Regions from separate parts of the Homo sapiens genome. Here region 2 is linked to region 1. The links are chromatin loops, found by intact Hi-C in ENCODE. Cell type or tissue: heart right ventricle. All regions are shown on one strand.

What was found. Hi-C counts contacts between places; a loop is a spot of excess contacts. Peaks named below come from ENCODE experiments on the same cell type or tissue, not always from the same donor. Only the 100,000 strongest peaks of a DNase experiment are listed, where the experiment ranks them.
Region 2: it touches region 1 in a loop (2.5-fold over the local background); 15 of 110 quality-filtered maps call a loop at or near these places.

Annotation. Positions count from the first base shown.
Region 1 is chr3:123,325,288-123,333,287 of GRCh38, forward strand. It overlaps ADCY5 (adenylate cyclase 5), which reads right to left. Exons shown (of 21, transcript NM_183357.3): 4 at 7,277-7,388; 5 at 5,602-5,729; 6 at 3,357-3,515; 7 at 2,331-2,472; 8 at 35-175. Among named protein-coding and RNA genes, the nearest start is that of ADCY5, 120 kb to the right of the region's middle. RefSeq lists enhancers at 3,061-3,562, 3,563-4,062, 5,284-6,071. In heart right ventricle, a CTCF peak has its summit at 3,736 (motif pointing right); DNase peaks (open chromatin) are centred at 3,734, 5,587 and 5,904; H3K27ac peaks cover 7,741 bases.
Region 2 is chr3:123,380,227-123,388,226 of GRCh38, forward strand. All of the region lies in intron 1 of ADCY5 (adenylate cyclase 5), which reads right to left. LOC124909420 (a long non-coding RNA gene) reads left to right here and starts at 5,620. Exons shown (of 2, transcript XR_007096035.1): 1 at 5,620-5,702; 2 at 6,519-6,869. RefSeq lists enhancers at 5,531-6,031, 6,032-6,532. In heart right ventricle, a CTCF peak has its summit at 4,972 (motif pointing right); DNase peaks (open chromatin) are centred at 3,385 and 4,987; H3K4me3 peaks cover 1,527 bases; H3K27ac peaks cover 8,000 bases.

The DNA of each region.
Region 1 (8,000 bases):
GTGTTGCCCACAGGCTGCCCCACCAGCCACTCACCATCCGCTTCATCTCCTTGGACACCTGGTTGCCACCCAGGTGGTTGTAGAAGGGGCGCTCAGCCCCCCAGTGTGGTGGGTTGTGCCCGATGGAGTTGGTTCTCTGGCGGTTCATCTTGGCGATCATGGCCTTCTCTTCTTTCTGGAAGACGAACACAGAGATGGGGGGAGATGAGGAGTCCAAGCGGAGGGCTCCTCACCCTTCCCCAAACATCGTACCTGGCCAGGTAAGGGGCTAAGGCAGCTGCCCTTTCCTCTCTGCACAGCCCTGGAGCCAGAGCTCGGCCCAGATCCTGGAACTCCCCAGGCAAGCATCCTGGATCTCTCCAAACTCCCTAATGCCAGCCCTGGCTGGCTCAGGTGGGAGTGGCAAAAGATGATGAGAGTTGGTCTTGTGAGAAAGCAAAGAGCTTGGGAACATCTGCCATTTGCAAGGAGTTCTCCCTGTAAGTTCGACTGTAAGATTCTATCCTGGGTGCCCTTCTCTCCTCTGGATGGCCTAGGCTCCGAAAGGCCTGAGCTGACGCACCCAGCTGCCCGCACTGTGCTTCCTCCCCCTACTCTGTGGGGCAGGGTGATCAGCGAGGGCTGAGCTTGGGTCTCCCAGGCAGCCAGGCCAACTCATACCTAAGCCTCCCAACTTGGTCCCTGGCAGGCTGTGGTGTCACATCAGGCTTTGCTCATGGGCAGGCCAGGGTAGGGCTCTAGCTACAGCCTCAAGGGTGGGTGGGGCCTGATCTGAAGTTGCCCAGGGGGTACCGGAGGGAGAGGAGACCTGGGATCACAACCTCTGCTCAACTTCTCCAAAATATGCTACAACAGAGAGGGCACTAGGACACGGCCCGGGGCCCAAGAGGCCACTTCCAAAGAGGTTTGGGTCAGTGAAGTTATGAGATTCAAGAGCTGACAGGCATTGTACAAATACACAGAGTCTCAGTCAGCTATCTATGGGCCAACACACTCCCCAGGATCTCATCTATCTGTCTGTCTGTCTATCCATCCAAATGGGTGCAAGAGAGCTAGAGACCTGAGGCAACCCTCCCCTCAACTCCCTCCCTTGTCAGATGAGGTGACGGTGGGGACACAGCCTGCTTCAGCTGACATTGCTGGTGGGGGTGCCTGTTACTCTTTCTGTCTCCATTTCATCCTTTTTGGACCGCTTGTCCAGCTAAAAGAACCAAGAGCCAGGGAACTCAGGGTCTAGGGCAGGAAGCTGCGGGAGGCCTTGTGACCCAGGCACTGAGAGATGTGGGTAAAGAGCCTGGAGGACCCAGTTCATTGATACTATGGCCAAGGAACTGGCCAACGCTTACAAACGTGTCAAGGAAACCATGAGGAGCTGTCCCCACAGGGCCCTGAATCCCCCATCCCTCTTCCTGGTGCCTGTGGAGGGTCTGACACAGCTCCCATGAAGGGCCCCCGAGCCAGGATCTGTCCCCTGGGGTACTGCATGGTAGGATAAGGTGTCCCTCTGATGTCCCTCTTGGCACGGGCACCTGCCCTCAACAGCCCTGCCTGCCTCCCTTTAAAAATCACCTTTGCTGTCATCCAAGACTCTCTGAACTCTTCTCACAGACTAATTTTGTCTTTCGTTTCACTTCTTAGGAAGAGAAATGGGGAAGCTTTTCTCTATCAAAGGGCACTGACTGGCAGATAAATTCCACAGAAAGACTCATAAGTAAAAGGCATTTTAGTTTAGGGAGAAATAGAAAATGTTCTCTTGATTTGCTTTAAAAATTAAGAGCATGGAACATGACACTATTAAAAATAGAACACTGAAGTCTGCTAATAATTTAGCTTTATATTTCAGCAAGTGTGGGCTGAGACAAAGGGGGAAAAAGAAACAGACTAGAAAGGGAAAGGGGAAAATAGGTTCAAGAAACAAAGACATAGGCACATGTGGAGATGGACACCGATCTATGGATCAGAGAGAGAGAGATTAGGGCAAGTGTCCACCCCAGTAAAAGGCAAATGAAAAGGAGAGAGATGGAGATAAAATATACGGTATCCACAGACTCCCTTGATGCTGATTTCCAGCTTGTGGACTTCTGATGTCTTGTTGCTAACTGATTTGAGGCCTGTTGCATTTTTGCAAAAGAAGCACTATTAAAAGATTCCCTCTTTACCATCCTTTTTGCAAGGCCTAACTGCCGGGGTCCTTTTTAAGATGCAGGAACCGCAACTGCATAAGAAATTCATGACTTCACTCAAGGAAAGAGAAGGAAGCAGCAGGTCACGAAAATGTTCCTCCCTGGAGGAAGGGAGCCCCTCAGCCCCCCGGCCCCCAGCCCACAGACCCGCTTCTGGGTGCAGCGCAGGATGAGGAAGGTCTCGATACTGTGCTCCTTGAGGTAGGCGTTGCGCTCGCCCCCACAGCCTGGCTCCACCTCGTAGTCCCCATTCAGGTAGTTGAGTGTAGCCTTGGTGATGTGGATGCGTCTACAGGGGGGCAGGGATCAGGGTGGAGAGGGCAGAAAACTCAAAGTCATAATGTCAGCCCCCGTGAAAAACCAAACTGCAATTAGTGGGTTCACCACAATTCAAACCCTAGGGCCCCAAGCTCTGCTCAAATCCTAACCTCAACCTTGCATGGTACCCTCCATTACTATCAAGTGGGCTCTCATGCCCACTGCAACCACACTGTCTCACACTGAACATCCTGGCACAGACCACTACATTAGCTTGCCCAAGACAACATGGCCTCCAGTCTTGCAAACTTTGCAAGCCTCTCACTCCTGCTCAGAAGCCAGCAATGGCTCCTGCACGCGACAGGACGGAGTCCAAATTCACGAGCCTGGCACTCATGCCTTCTGAACACAGGCGCTGTTTCTCCTAGCCGTCCCTAAAAGGCCATCGGCTCTTCTCCCATTCCTTGGAAATGCTGTGTCCCCCACACCTGTGCCTTGCCTCGCTGTGTTCCCTCCGCCTAGCAGCAGGCTCTTCCCACCCCACCTTCCTCACCCCTCCCAGTCCTGCCTCCTTTATGGTCTAGCCATCCCAGAAACTATCTGTGATTCCTCCCTCCTCCAGAACTCTGTCTATCACACCTCACCAGCCACCATGGTTTGGGTCAATATCTTCTGGGTCAAGGCTCAGGGAAGGGTGACATAATGCTCCCACAACTGGCCAACGGTGGCACAGGTGATTTGGCAAGTAGAGGAATTTCTACTTCCACTGTGCTCACCCCAGCGCCCCCACAGGTGCTTGCTGCCCATCCTGCCCACCCCACCCTGCCCCGCCTCGCCTCTGCAGGATGGTCACCCTGGGTGGGCTTGAGTGGGAACCCAGGTCGGGGCCCCAAGCCACCCACAGCTGTCACTCACCCTGCCTTGCCGCCAGCCTCCATGTGGTTGGCTAGCGTGACATCGTTAGACCAGACGTCGAACTGCCACTTCCTGAGACCAAGGACACCGCAGTGTACTCGCCCGCTGTGAATTCCCACACGCATGTTCACGTTCACCCCTGTCACCTCCCGGACCAACCTGGGGATGGAGCAGGAGTAAAGCTGGGAGAAGGCTGGAGGCCAGGCACACAGAATGGGGGTGAGGCTGCAGGTGCAGGGAAGGTGAAGGTGCGGGGGTCAAAGAGTCTTCTCTCTCCCATCCAGCCCTAGAGTCCAAGAACGTTCAGCCTGAAGGGCACTGGGGCGGGCGGCAGGTGCAGTCGGCTGTGAAAGGGGCTGTTCCCGGCCTGGCCACAAGGTGGCGCGGTGCCACACTAAAACCTAGAGCCCTGCTGCTTCCCCTCCAGGAGGGCACCTCTGGCCAGCACTGCCCTGTCAATTAAATTGTGATTGGAAAAATGCAAATGCACGTTAGGGCCGACTTGAATTAAACAGGGAAGTTACCACCACTCCAAACCCTATTTGTATAATGCTCTTGTGGGTAAGACAGAAATGGCTTTTGGATTATCTTTTTATTGGATTTATCCACACTGCTGCTTCCAAGATGTTAGCAGGGTGATGGCAAAAGCTGGTTACCCAGGTTTCAAGGGTATGGCCTGCTCAGGAGGGAAGGGGAGCCTGGGCAGGTGCAGGGGCTTAGGGTGCTCCATGCCCTAGAGGAAAGCTTGGTCCCGGCCACATGCACCACATATCCATATCTGGGAGCTCCCAGTAGACAGGGCAGGCCCTCCGTATGCACTTATAACTCCTCATGCTGGGCGAGCAGTGGAGGCAGACTGGGAAGGAAGCCATACATCTCCAGGTGCATGTCTGAGGCCCATGGGAACCTGCCCAGCATCTGCAGGAGAGGGTGCAGGTGCCAGGAAGTAGGGTAATGGATGAACTCAGATTGCACTTTCTAGGGCCCTAGACCCTCCCTAACACCTGGGGCATGGGCGCACTCAGCTAGCCAGGGGACCAGCAGTCTGACTTGCCCCAGTGGGTGGGACCACCACTGAGACTCCCTGACCCCATCCCACGCCATCAGCAAGAGGCTGACACCCACTGCAGGGGAGACTGAGGTCACCCATCATTTCTCTTGTCCTGAATCAACTTGGTAAATACCTCCACTGCAGCAGAATACCTTCACTGAAATACTTTCCATCCACAGTGCCTTTGGATACTTGCTTAGCTTGACAATGGCTCATTCTGTCTTTTTGGCTTAACTCCACGGCCACCTCCTTCAGGCAAACTCTCTTGATCCTCTCAGTGGAATCAACTGTCCCCTCCTGGGCCCTCCTTCAATAGTCTGCCTCCCTTACCTCGCCGTGTCCACATGACGTGCCTTGTATCTGAGCACCAGGAGTCCTGGTCTCTCTCCCTTAAGGCTCTGTGCTTCCGGGGAGACTGATTGTCTAGCTCAGGCTTGCTGGGGACACTTGGCAAGTGCTGCAAGTAGAACTGAGCCAAACCAACGGACCCGGCTGCCTTCCTGGCAGCCACTCCCGCCTCTGACCTTGCCCTCTGTGCCTTTTTTCTCTGCCCCTGCCCAAGCTATTTCTAAAGCCCAAAGTCTCTGACTTGCTCCCTTGGCTGTCACATAAGCTTGCACCACCCATGTTTTTCAATGACCAGGGCTCCTTCTGTGGCCAGTGATAGCCATGAATTGGCCAAAGTGCCTTTTTGCTATGGCTCACAGGCAGGGTGATTCTCTCTAAGCGGAACACCTGCATTTGAATCCGCCTGCCTGGTAGTAGCACCCTGGGGAGTTGTCTAACCCCTATGAGCCCAACCTTTCACATCTGGGAAGAAGTGGAACCAGCAGTTCGATGCCTGGCTGGGTGTCTGTAGGAAACATGAGGCCCCGGAAGTGCAAGGGCCTCACACGGCACAGGATCCTCACATGGCTGCCAGCCTCTCCTCCACTCCTGGAGTCTGCAGAGCCCTCCCCTCCCACACACTTCCTCTGGGAAAAGCTGCCCAGGCTGCTGTAGGGAACAGGAACCCTGGAGAAGGCAGAAAGTCTGGTGGCACACGCCAACCCTCAGCTTGGCTGGGCACCTTTTGGCAGACAGTTTCACCCCACTGTTTCCCTGCCTCCAACTAGGCAGCCGGCAGGTCAGTCAGTCGCTCGGGCTGTGGACAGTCCCAGGGAGGGAGACGGTACCCGGGGGGTGGACACTTACGAGATGGCCTCGATCATGTCCATGCCCATCTCCACACAGCAGTGGGCGTGGTCAGCCCTTGCTTCAGGCAGCCCCGAGACGCAGTAATAACAATCCCCAAGGATCTTAATACGTAAACAGTGATTCTCCTGGAAAGCAAATTAATTTTACAAATTAAAAATAGTAGGAAAGAGAAGTGGGAGGGAAAGAAACGAGAAGCAAAAAGATTCACCCCGTGCCTGGAATAACTTGCCTTTTAGGGCAGTGAGCGCAGGCCCACGCCGGAACTCGGCATGGTCCTGGGACAGGCTTATCAGGAGACATTGGGGAGGGAGGGATTGTGGGGATGGAGGGATGGGCTGGGCAGCCCTGAGCGGCATTCCAGCTCCCAGACTCAGGAGCTCACTTTTAAAGATCCACTCCAGAGCCCCAAGAGGAATTTGGCTGGTCGAACTGCAGCTCAGCCAGCAGGGTGGCCTTATCAGCTTAAGGAAGGCCCCAAGCCCCAGTACAAGGGTCTCTGGTCCCCTCCACACCCCAGGAGTCACTCTGATTCGTTGCTTGAGATTCTATCAAAAGTTGTCTGATTCTCCTCCTTTTACAAAAAGACTGAAGCAGGCAGAAATGAGCTTTAACCAAAAGCTCACTGACTCAGCCTGTCTGAGACTTTTATCAAAAAAGAATTTTGCTCAACTAGCAAGCACATGAGTGCCAAGAATCCAACAGAGCTGCTGCTGAGTGACAGGTGCCACAGGGCCACCTGCAGGCCACCACCAATCCGTCAGTGGGATTGCGATAGAATATCAGTAATCATCAATTATGAGCGGTCCAACTCTGGCTCCCAAAGATAGTTGAGAAACAGGGATTCAAGTGCCCTTGTGGCCTGGACTCATTTGAGACCCAAGTGACAAGCAGGTGCTATTCACCTCATTCAGTTCAGTGACAAAATCCACAGGTAAGTATATGCGCTCCACCATGGAAGCCCCCAGAGAAGCCCTGGCACTGGCACTGACGGCACCAGCCTCTCATCAATAACCCGGCCTGGCGTCCTGTGTGGGCCAAGGGGAATGTGTCCACCCGTCAGTGGCCACTGACATTTAATCACTCTACAAAGGCCTAGAGCTGGGAAAGGATAATGGAGGGGTGAATAGGGGCCTAAGGAATGAACGTGTCGTTCACCACTCCCGGCCATGGAGTGTTACTTCCAATTTATCCAAACGTTTAAGAGTCCTCTTTCTGGATGCCGCTAGGGAATGGCACACAGCCGCCTGCAGGCCAGCTGGGGATTCAGACTCATTCTCTTATCAGTCTGGCCAATCTCATCAGGAATGTAGCTTGATGGCCCCTAATATGCCCCAGACAAACAGCTTATTCCCCTGGGGTTTGGGCAGTGTGACCGGCAGGCCTCACCACCCGCTTCCAAGGATGGGGGGCATGGAGGGCTCCCTACACTCTCGCTTGTGGTCAGCGACAGTGCTGAAAGCAACTCCAGCTAAGTGTGTCTCCAGGGCCCACGCAGGGCGTGAGGACACAGCCGCAGCCTAAGGGTCCCCTCTGCCCATCACCAGCAGGCTCTGCTCAGCAGGATATACCCAGGCACATGCCCATCCCTGGGGTTCAGCAGGTCCTCGACCACAGCAGCCTCCCTCAACAGCCCAGGTCAGGCCACCCCAACCCCCGGCTCAGGGTGACTCACTGCGGCCAGCTTGTCAAAGCGGGCGAAGAGCTCGTTGAGGGTCATGACCAGTTCCTGTGCAGTGCACTGGGACGCCAGGCTGGTGAAGCCCTCGATGTCAGCAAACAGGATGCTGGGGGACAGGCAGAGGAGGAAGACCCTGCTATAGGCTGAATCTTTGTGTCTCCCAAATTCATACATTACATCTTTTTTTTCTTTTCTTTTTTTTTAAGAAGAGGTCTTGCTCTATTGCCCAGGCTGGAGTGCAGTGGTGTGATCAAGGCTCACTGCAGCCTCGACTTCTTGGGCTCAGGGGATCCTCTCCCCTCAGCCTCCCAAGTAGCTGGGACTACAAGAGTTTGCCACCCTACCTGGCTAACTTTTTTTTTTTTTTTGGGTAGAGACAGGGTCTCGCTATGTTGTCCAGGCAGGTCTCAAACTCCTGGGCTCAAGCAATCCACCCACCTTGGCCTCACAAAGTGCTGGGATTACAGCCACGAGCCACCACACCTGGTTCCATTAAATCCTAATGCCCAATGTGATGGTATTAGGTGGGGCCTTTGAAAGATAATGAGGTCACAAGGGTGGAGCCCTCACGAATGGATTAGTGCCCTTATAAGAAGAGACAAGAGAGCTTGCTTCTTTGCTTTCTGCTCACCACTTCGTGACGATATGAGAAGGTGGCCGTCAGCAACCCAAAAGAGGGCCCTTGCCAGACTCTGATCATGCTGGCACCCTGATCCCA
Region 2 (8,000 bases), 55 kb after region 1:
TATCAACCACAAACGTTTACAGGGAGCCAGCTGTGGTGAACAGGCTTGAGTAGGGGAAAGTGACCACCAGGCCCTCTGCCCTCAAGTGGATTCCATCCCATCCCCCACAACCAAGCCCTGAGTAGCTGGCGTTTGGAGGCTTTTAGATCCTGGGCTTCCCAAGGGGAGATGCAGAGAGAAGAGGCCTGTAAGCCCAGATGACCTAAACGATGTCCTACAAAACTGCCCACTGCCTTAGCCCTCTAAACACAAGGCACTGTTGGCTTCCTCTTCTGAAGTCAGGATGCCCGGCAGGGCCACCCTCCTAAAATCAGGGCAGGCAAGCACACACCACAAAAGCCAGAGCCTAGGCCACCTCCACTGACCTTCCTCAGATCCTGTCCTTCCCCATGAGAAATGCAAATGTCAAGGTCCCCTCAAGGTGCTTTACCTCTCCCCATGGCTAGTACCTGTCTGTGCCTCAGCTGCCTCTCCTGGGAAATGGGGCCCACTCTCTGGGTCAGTGTAAGACTTAAATAAGCTATCATATGTAAAGTGCTAACTGTGCTCAATAAACATGTCATCAACATCATTACCGCTGAGAAAGGGATGGACACAGATGGGCCTGTAAGGATGGGAGATCCGGCCTGAGAGATACTTGCCAGGAGAGGGAGGGGATAGGAACTGACGCTTATCAGGGTTAATGACAGGTCAGGAGCACATGCTAAGGAGACAGCAAGCCTGGGTCCCATTCCTAGCCCTTCCACTTCATACGGTGACTCTGGGCAAGTTACTTAACCTGTCTGAGCCTCAGTTTTGTCATATGTATCATGGGGATAACAGTGGTGACAGCTTTCCCCATAGAGTGGTTGAAGTAGTATAGGCAATAATATGTGCCAAGTGCTAGCACACTTTAAAAAAGAATTTAATACTCTGTTTCAGCTCTTCTATTATTGGAGCGCAGTAGTCTCTTTGCTCTGCCCTCTTCTAGTAAATGCCGAGGATTTTCACTTTTCCCTTTTATCAGAGCCAAGAGGTCTCCGTCACAGTACACCAGGGGTCAGGGCAGGAGCTTGGCATCTGCTTCAGCCACAAGCCTTCATCTCCATTCTCCTGGAAGTCTTTACCTGTGGCCTGTGCCACATTCAGGGGAAGAAATCACTATACCTCTTTCTCACAAAAGCCAATCCCAGAAGCCTCTCCCCAAAGACGTGGCTGGGAATTGGCTCAATGGCAGGTGCCAACTCTACACTTGCACGACATTGACAGTGAGTATCTCCAAATCCCAGCCCTGCTCATTGGTCTGGGAGAAGCTGGATGGTTTAGCCACAGGGCCAGCTTCATGCATGTGTGATCTGTGCAGCTGCACAGGGCTCCACACTGAGTTTAATACTCTGTTGTTTCTGTCTTAAAATTCTCAGTACTTTTTGTACAAGGGGTCCCATATTTTCATTTTGCATAGGGTCCCACAAATCATGTTGCCGGTTTAGCATGCTTATCCACACATCTCCCGCTGGCTTCCATCGCTCCTGAGAGCCACTGCCAGCACTAGATCCAGGCTGCACATCTCAGACCTTTCCTCAGCGTCAGCTCTCACCTGGGCACCTGACTGCTCTCTGGCTTCTACCCTTGGGCCTGTACTCTCTTTTCAACAAAGCAACCAGAGGATCCTTAAAAATGTGAGTCAGAATCACATCACCCCTCTGCTTAAACCCTGCAATAGCTCCCTTCTCACTCAAGGGAGAAGAAAGGCCCAAGTCCAGCTGGTGGTGGGCAAGGCCCTTCGCGGTCTACCTCCCTCCCTTACCTCGCTGACCTCATCTCCTGGGGCCCCCCTGTTGTCCCTCTGCTCCAGCCATACTGGCCTTCTTGTTCTTCTGAATAGGCGGCAGGCACATTCCCACCCCAGGGCCTTTGATCTGGCTGTTGCTTCTGCATGGGACACTCTTAAGCCAGATATCCATCCCCAAGCAAAGGACCAGATATCCTTTTAATGCCAGAAAAGTCCTCTAACATCATCTCATCTATAAAGGACAACACTTCATCCAGCCTTTTAAAAAAGTATGAAGTGTTGGTGAGAATGGAGAAATCAGAACCTCCAGGCATTGCTGGTGGGAATAAAAAATGGTGCAGCCCCTGTGGAAAACAGTATGGTGGTTTCTCAAAAAATGAAAAATAAGATTACCATAGGATTCAGAAAGTCCACTTCTGAATTATATACCCCAAATAATTGAGAGCAGGGGCTCAAACAGATATTTTTACACGCATGCTCCCAGCAGCACTATTCACAACAGCCAAAAGATGGAAACTACCAAGGTATCCATGTCAGATGAATGAATAGATAAAATATGCTATCTATACACAATGGAACATTATTCAACCTTCAATAGGAATGAGATGCTGACACATGCTACAACAGGGATAAGCCTCAAAAACATTATGCTAAGTGAAATAAGCCAGACACAAAAGGACAAATATTGTGGGAAGTACCCGGACTAGTCAAAATCATAGAGACAGAAAGTAGATTAGAGATGACCAAAGGCTGGGGGGAGGAAGGAATGGAGTTGGTGTTTAATGGGTAGAGTTTCTGTTTGGAATGATGAAAAAGTTCTGGAAATGGATTCTGGTAGTGGCTGCCCACCATGGTGAATGTACGTAATGTCTGACTGGCACACTTAAAAACGGTTACAAGATAAATTTTATGTCATATGCATTTTATGACAAAATAAAGAAAAATAAAACAGCATAGGTGGAAGATTCAATTTAACATGAAATCCACTCTGGGCCCTGCACTCCTTCCAGGCCCATATCTCCCACCAGCCATCCTCAGCCTCCCCCACCCCCACCCCATGGCCACCCCAGGGCCCCGAGCCTTGCTAACAGGTGACCCCTGACCACCACGCACAACCAATGGCCAAGTCCCAGCCCCGTCCTGGTAGGGGTGAGTGGGTAGACAGGGACACACACGTAAACAGGAATGCAGCCCAGGCCGTAGGGAGGAGTCGCATTTTGGAAATCTGAGCCCTGCTCCCAGGACTAGAAATTCCAGGGAAGCCAAGTCAGTAGCCATAGTGTGTGTCAGAAAGGGAGGGAGGAGGCATCATTCCCTCTGCAGCCAGGCCCACAGCTGCCCTCCTCGCCTCCTCGGGAATGTGAAGTACGTCCCTGTGGCCGTGCACTTGAGGCAAGCGCGAAGGCCCACTCTCTCCACTCATGGCTTTATGTGGCAACTGTCAAGGCTTAGCGGGGAGGGGTAAGATTCTTCTGATCGCCTGGGAAAATGTGAAGATGCTCACAGCTCAGCCTCAATGCCACGGTGAGGTAGATAGGGGCTGCCCTGGTATTCCAGGCTCCCACCTTACTGGAGATGGACAAGCTCTTTAGGGAGAGGAATGCCAGATGGCAAAGTGCCCGCCCACGGGGCTAATTTTAGGCTCATCTCCACAGCAGCAACAGCGACGGCTCCCTGTGCAGAGCCCCCTGCACATCTCAGCTAGGGGGTTTAAACTACTGGGCAACCCAGAGGGAAAGGAAAATGTACACAAGCCCATATCCACATCCACACATGCAGGCAGGCACACACACACACATACACGCACACACACCCTTCCTCAAGGTGCACGTGCACACACACACACTTCCTCAAGGCACGCACACACACACACAAACACACACACACTCTTCCTCAAGGTGCACACACACACCCTTCCTCAAGGCATGCACACACACACACACACCCTTCTGCAAGGCACGTGCGCGCGCGCACACACACACACAAACACACACCCACCCTTCCTCAAGGGTGGCCTTGTAAATGATCTTTTCTGCCCTGCAGAGGGTAAGGGAGTCTGTCCATGCTCCCGGGACAGTAATGACTGCTCCTTAGTCCCTGCAGTTGTGAACCCAATAAGAAACTCCCAAATGTTATTACCATGTGACCCTTAAGATTCCTGAGTCAGAGGGCCTGATGTCACTAGGCCCCAAGAAAAGACCCTGAGGGAGATTTAAAAATAAACAGCCTTTAGCTCACAAGTACAGGTGGGACCTGCTGTCCCCTCTGACAACAGAACAGGTTGGCTGGACAGTACATATTATCAAGGACTTGGGTTAGACTTGAGGGTGAATCTTCCAACCCAGGGGAACCAAAAACATGGAGCTACAGAGGCTCCTCTGGCACAATGACTGAGTCGCCCTGGGTCAGGGCGAGTGCAGCCACCCGCAGACAGCAAGTTGGCTCCATGGCCCCAGAAGCGAAGCCCTGCTGGTATTTTCGCCACTCCTTGCTATGCCCTTTATATACATTACCTCGGGCTCTTGCCCAGGTCACAAGGGCCGGAACTAGGACTCAAAGCCAGGTGTGTCCACAGACACTGCCCTTCCTCTGACCCCAGAACCAAGCTCCAGGGGACTGCTGGACCATCTAAATTTCACTACGCCCACAGATTATTCCTGTGTTGCCCCCTCCCCAGTAAAGCCAAGGGAACTAGCCTCAAGCTCCAGGGCACCTCTTCTTTCCCACCTTCCCACTCTGAAGTGCAGCTCTGCAGACAGTCTCTGAATCCCAAGTTTTCTAACTTGGGAAGCATGAAGAGGCCACTAGTACCACTCTGATTTCCTTGTTATTCCTGGAGCCAACCTTTGTCCTAGGACCCCTCGGCCCGGGAGAGGAAGGGGGACAACAGGACTGTCAGAGGGTGCAGGCACAAAGGAGGACCAGCCCTTCAGTCTCCTTGAAGTCCCTGGGACCCCACCCTGGTCCTCAAAGTCATAATATTTACAGGGAACACTGCAAAGCCAGCCACCCAGCAGCTCTGCCTGGCAAGTTACCGCAAACAGCAGATGGCTCTGAACAATCTGAACGCAGGCCCCCCTCTCCTTACAGCCGGCACCCCAGCCCACCCCCGGTAAGTAAATAAACAAGCAAGAAACTCCAGAACCAGGCAGAAGCACAGCTCTGGATGGCTCTATCTAAGCAAGCTGCCCTTCCTGCAGAGGCCACCCTGGAGCCAGAACCACACATTCACACTGCAGGGGAAAGCCGGTACACATCCTTCTAGGGGCAAAAAATGTCCACTGCAGACACACACGCACACACACACACACACGCACGCACGACCAGTGCTGTAGTCTGTGTGTGGCTGTGAGTATGTGGGAGCAGGGCAAGTAGAGGGGATGGAGAAAGGAGAGGGAGGGAACGTTAATAGAGCCAAAGTGCTTATTTTATTAAAACCTTTTATAAATAAGCCTCACTTAGCCCCAGCCAGACACATAGTCTTGGTGCCTAAAATCATGACTCCTCTACATTCTGGAGACCTAGATGGTGAGACAGGGGTGTGTACAGGGTGGGAGAGGAAACCCACCAAAGTTCTGAATGCCTACCCCTGCCCCTCCAGCTCCCAGAACTCCTGCATGGGGACCCATCCAGCCGCAAGTTAGCTAGAAAAGCTGGAGTCCAAATGCCACTATAACACTTACTGGCTGTGTGATCTTGGACAAGTTACTTAACCTCTCTGTGCTTCAGTTTCTCATCTGTAAAATGGAGAATAATATCTGTAATCAAGAGCTGCAGAGTTAAAGTAGATACTAGCTATCAGGATAATTCTCCCATTTTTCGTTTTTCTTACCTCTCTCTATAGTCTACAAAAAAGACTTCTTTCGTGGACAGGCTGAGAATCATCGTCACCACCATCACCCTGTATCTAATCCCAAGACGGCTCTCCAGGGTAGGTGCTCTTATCCCTATCTTATTGATGAAGACACTGAGGCTCAGAAAGGTTCTGACACTGACCTGAGGTCAAAGCCTAAGTGACAGCGCCACAGGACCGTCAAAGAGGCAGAGCGTGAGAGCCCAAGCAGGCCCATGGAAAGGCTTCCAGAAGATGCAGCTCTCCTCAGAACTCCAGGCCAGGAGGAGGTCAGGAAAGGCTCAAAGGCATGAATGAGCCCGAAGCAGCTCAGCTTTAGGTGGACAGGAGGGCACAGGGCCAGCTGCCAAGCTGGGTGACTCAGCCTTGACACTTTTCTCCTCCTGGGGCCCAGGCACTGAGCCCTGGCTCCCCTCATCCTCGGCAGAGGCCACCATCCTTAACGTCAACCAGGAGCCCCGAGGCCCAGTGAGAGAGACCCCACGGCATACCAGTGGCTCCAGGGATCCTATCTTCCACCCTGGCCATCTCTTGGCTTCTCAGAACACTGTCCTTCATGCTGCCACTCCCCACCCATATGTGCTCTCTGGAAGGAACTGGGGTGCCCCCAGAACTGGCCCATCTTCTACTTAGGAGACATGTTTCAATTTGCTCAGCATAGTCTCGTTATGCCTATTGTCTGGAACAAATTATTAACAGCACCCTCTCTCCTTCCACTCTCAAAAGAGTCCTGGTTTTGCTGCTAAATCATATGGTCACCATACCCCGACCCTCCCTCAAGGCTACCTGAGCCATGGGCCCAAATCTGTTAGCCAAGGAGGGGCACCTCACCCTCCTTGGGCAGTTTCAAGGACGTCCAGGAAACACCCCTGACCAGTCTTTTTTACTTTGCAGGCTGCAGAAACTTTCTTCCCACGCTGCCTGCCAGCGCCCCCGACCCCACCCCGTTTCCTGTAACTTCTCCTAGATATAGCCCAGCTGGGTCTTCTCATCATAATGCAAATGACCCAAGGTCTTAAGCCCGTCAGCGTGGAAGGGAACCTCCAGCAGAAACCGGCCACTCCAAAACAGAGAAAGACGACAGCCAGAGCCATGACCCAGCACAGCTCATGCAAACACTAGGATCCATAAGAAAGTGCTGGACCTTCAAGGAGAGGAGAAACAGGTACTCCCTCAGGCTCCAGTCCATTCATTTCTTCACTACTTCATTCATTCAACAAAAACTGATTAAATTACCGGGTTCAAGGCTGCGTCCCTATAATCAATGGTACAAATATAACAACCCACAGAATTAGGATGTAGATACACACAGACACATGTATGTGTATACACAGATTTTATTATTCATGTGTGTGGGTTGTGAGAGCTATTCCAAGAATAATCTGAAAATCATTGGTATCAGGCTTTGAAATGCATCGATGCTTTTTAATACATTTACCTCCTTGGTGATGTTTGAGCCCATGTGATATTTATTACATTGTTATTTAAATGAGCCTAGACTCTGAGACCTCTTCTACTTTCATAGAAAATGCCAGGGTTGGGGAAACTAGCCAGGGGAAAAAAAATCAATCCAGCCAAATCCATTGACTTGGGAGTAGGTATTAATTGCCCAGGATTTTATCAGCACAGCAGGAGGCTGGGGGTAAACTACAGAGTGCAAAGTAGGTGACAGTAACAACAACAACAAAAAATACAAATCTACAAGGCCGCAGAGAAGCTCATCTCTTACCTAGGAGGACATTCATCCTGACCCGGCCCAGCCCAGTCATAGACAAACATGAGATATTCAAATCAAGGGAAATAGTAACCCCCCTTAAAAAGGCCTATTGCAGATGCAAAAAAGAATTTCCTTTCAACACAACATTAATTAGGCAAACATGTACTAAACCCAATGGCAGGCCAGGCACTCTGCTAGGACTGGCAACATCAGCAATAAATAAGGCCTATCTTGGGTTTTGAGACACATCCAGTCTAGGAGGAGACAGATAAAACCAGGAGAGTACAACAGCTGGTCACGGTGTGTGGTCACACAGGAGCACCAGAAAGGAAAGGAAAGAGTCCATCCCTGAATGCTGGAAGGTGACCCAGGAAGGCTTCCCAGAGAAGGTGATATTTGAGGTGGGTTCTGGAATGCAGATGAGTAGCAAAGGGGGACAAGACACTGGAGGGACAGAAAGCATTCTAGAGAAGCTTGGCAGAAGAGAACAGCTGTTCAGGGGTGTAGGGAAGATGGGGGGAAGCCAGTATTTTGGGCCAGAATGGCAAGGAAGTGATGTGCTCAGACCTGAATTTTGGAAATGTCGCATTACAGCTGTATGGAAGGTGGCCCAGAGCTAAGTAAAAGGCTGCGCAATGGTCCAGATGAGAGATGATGAA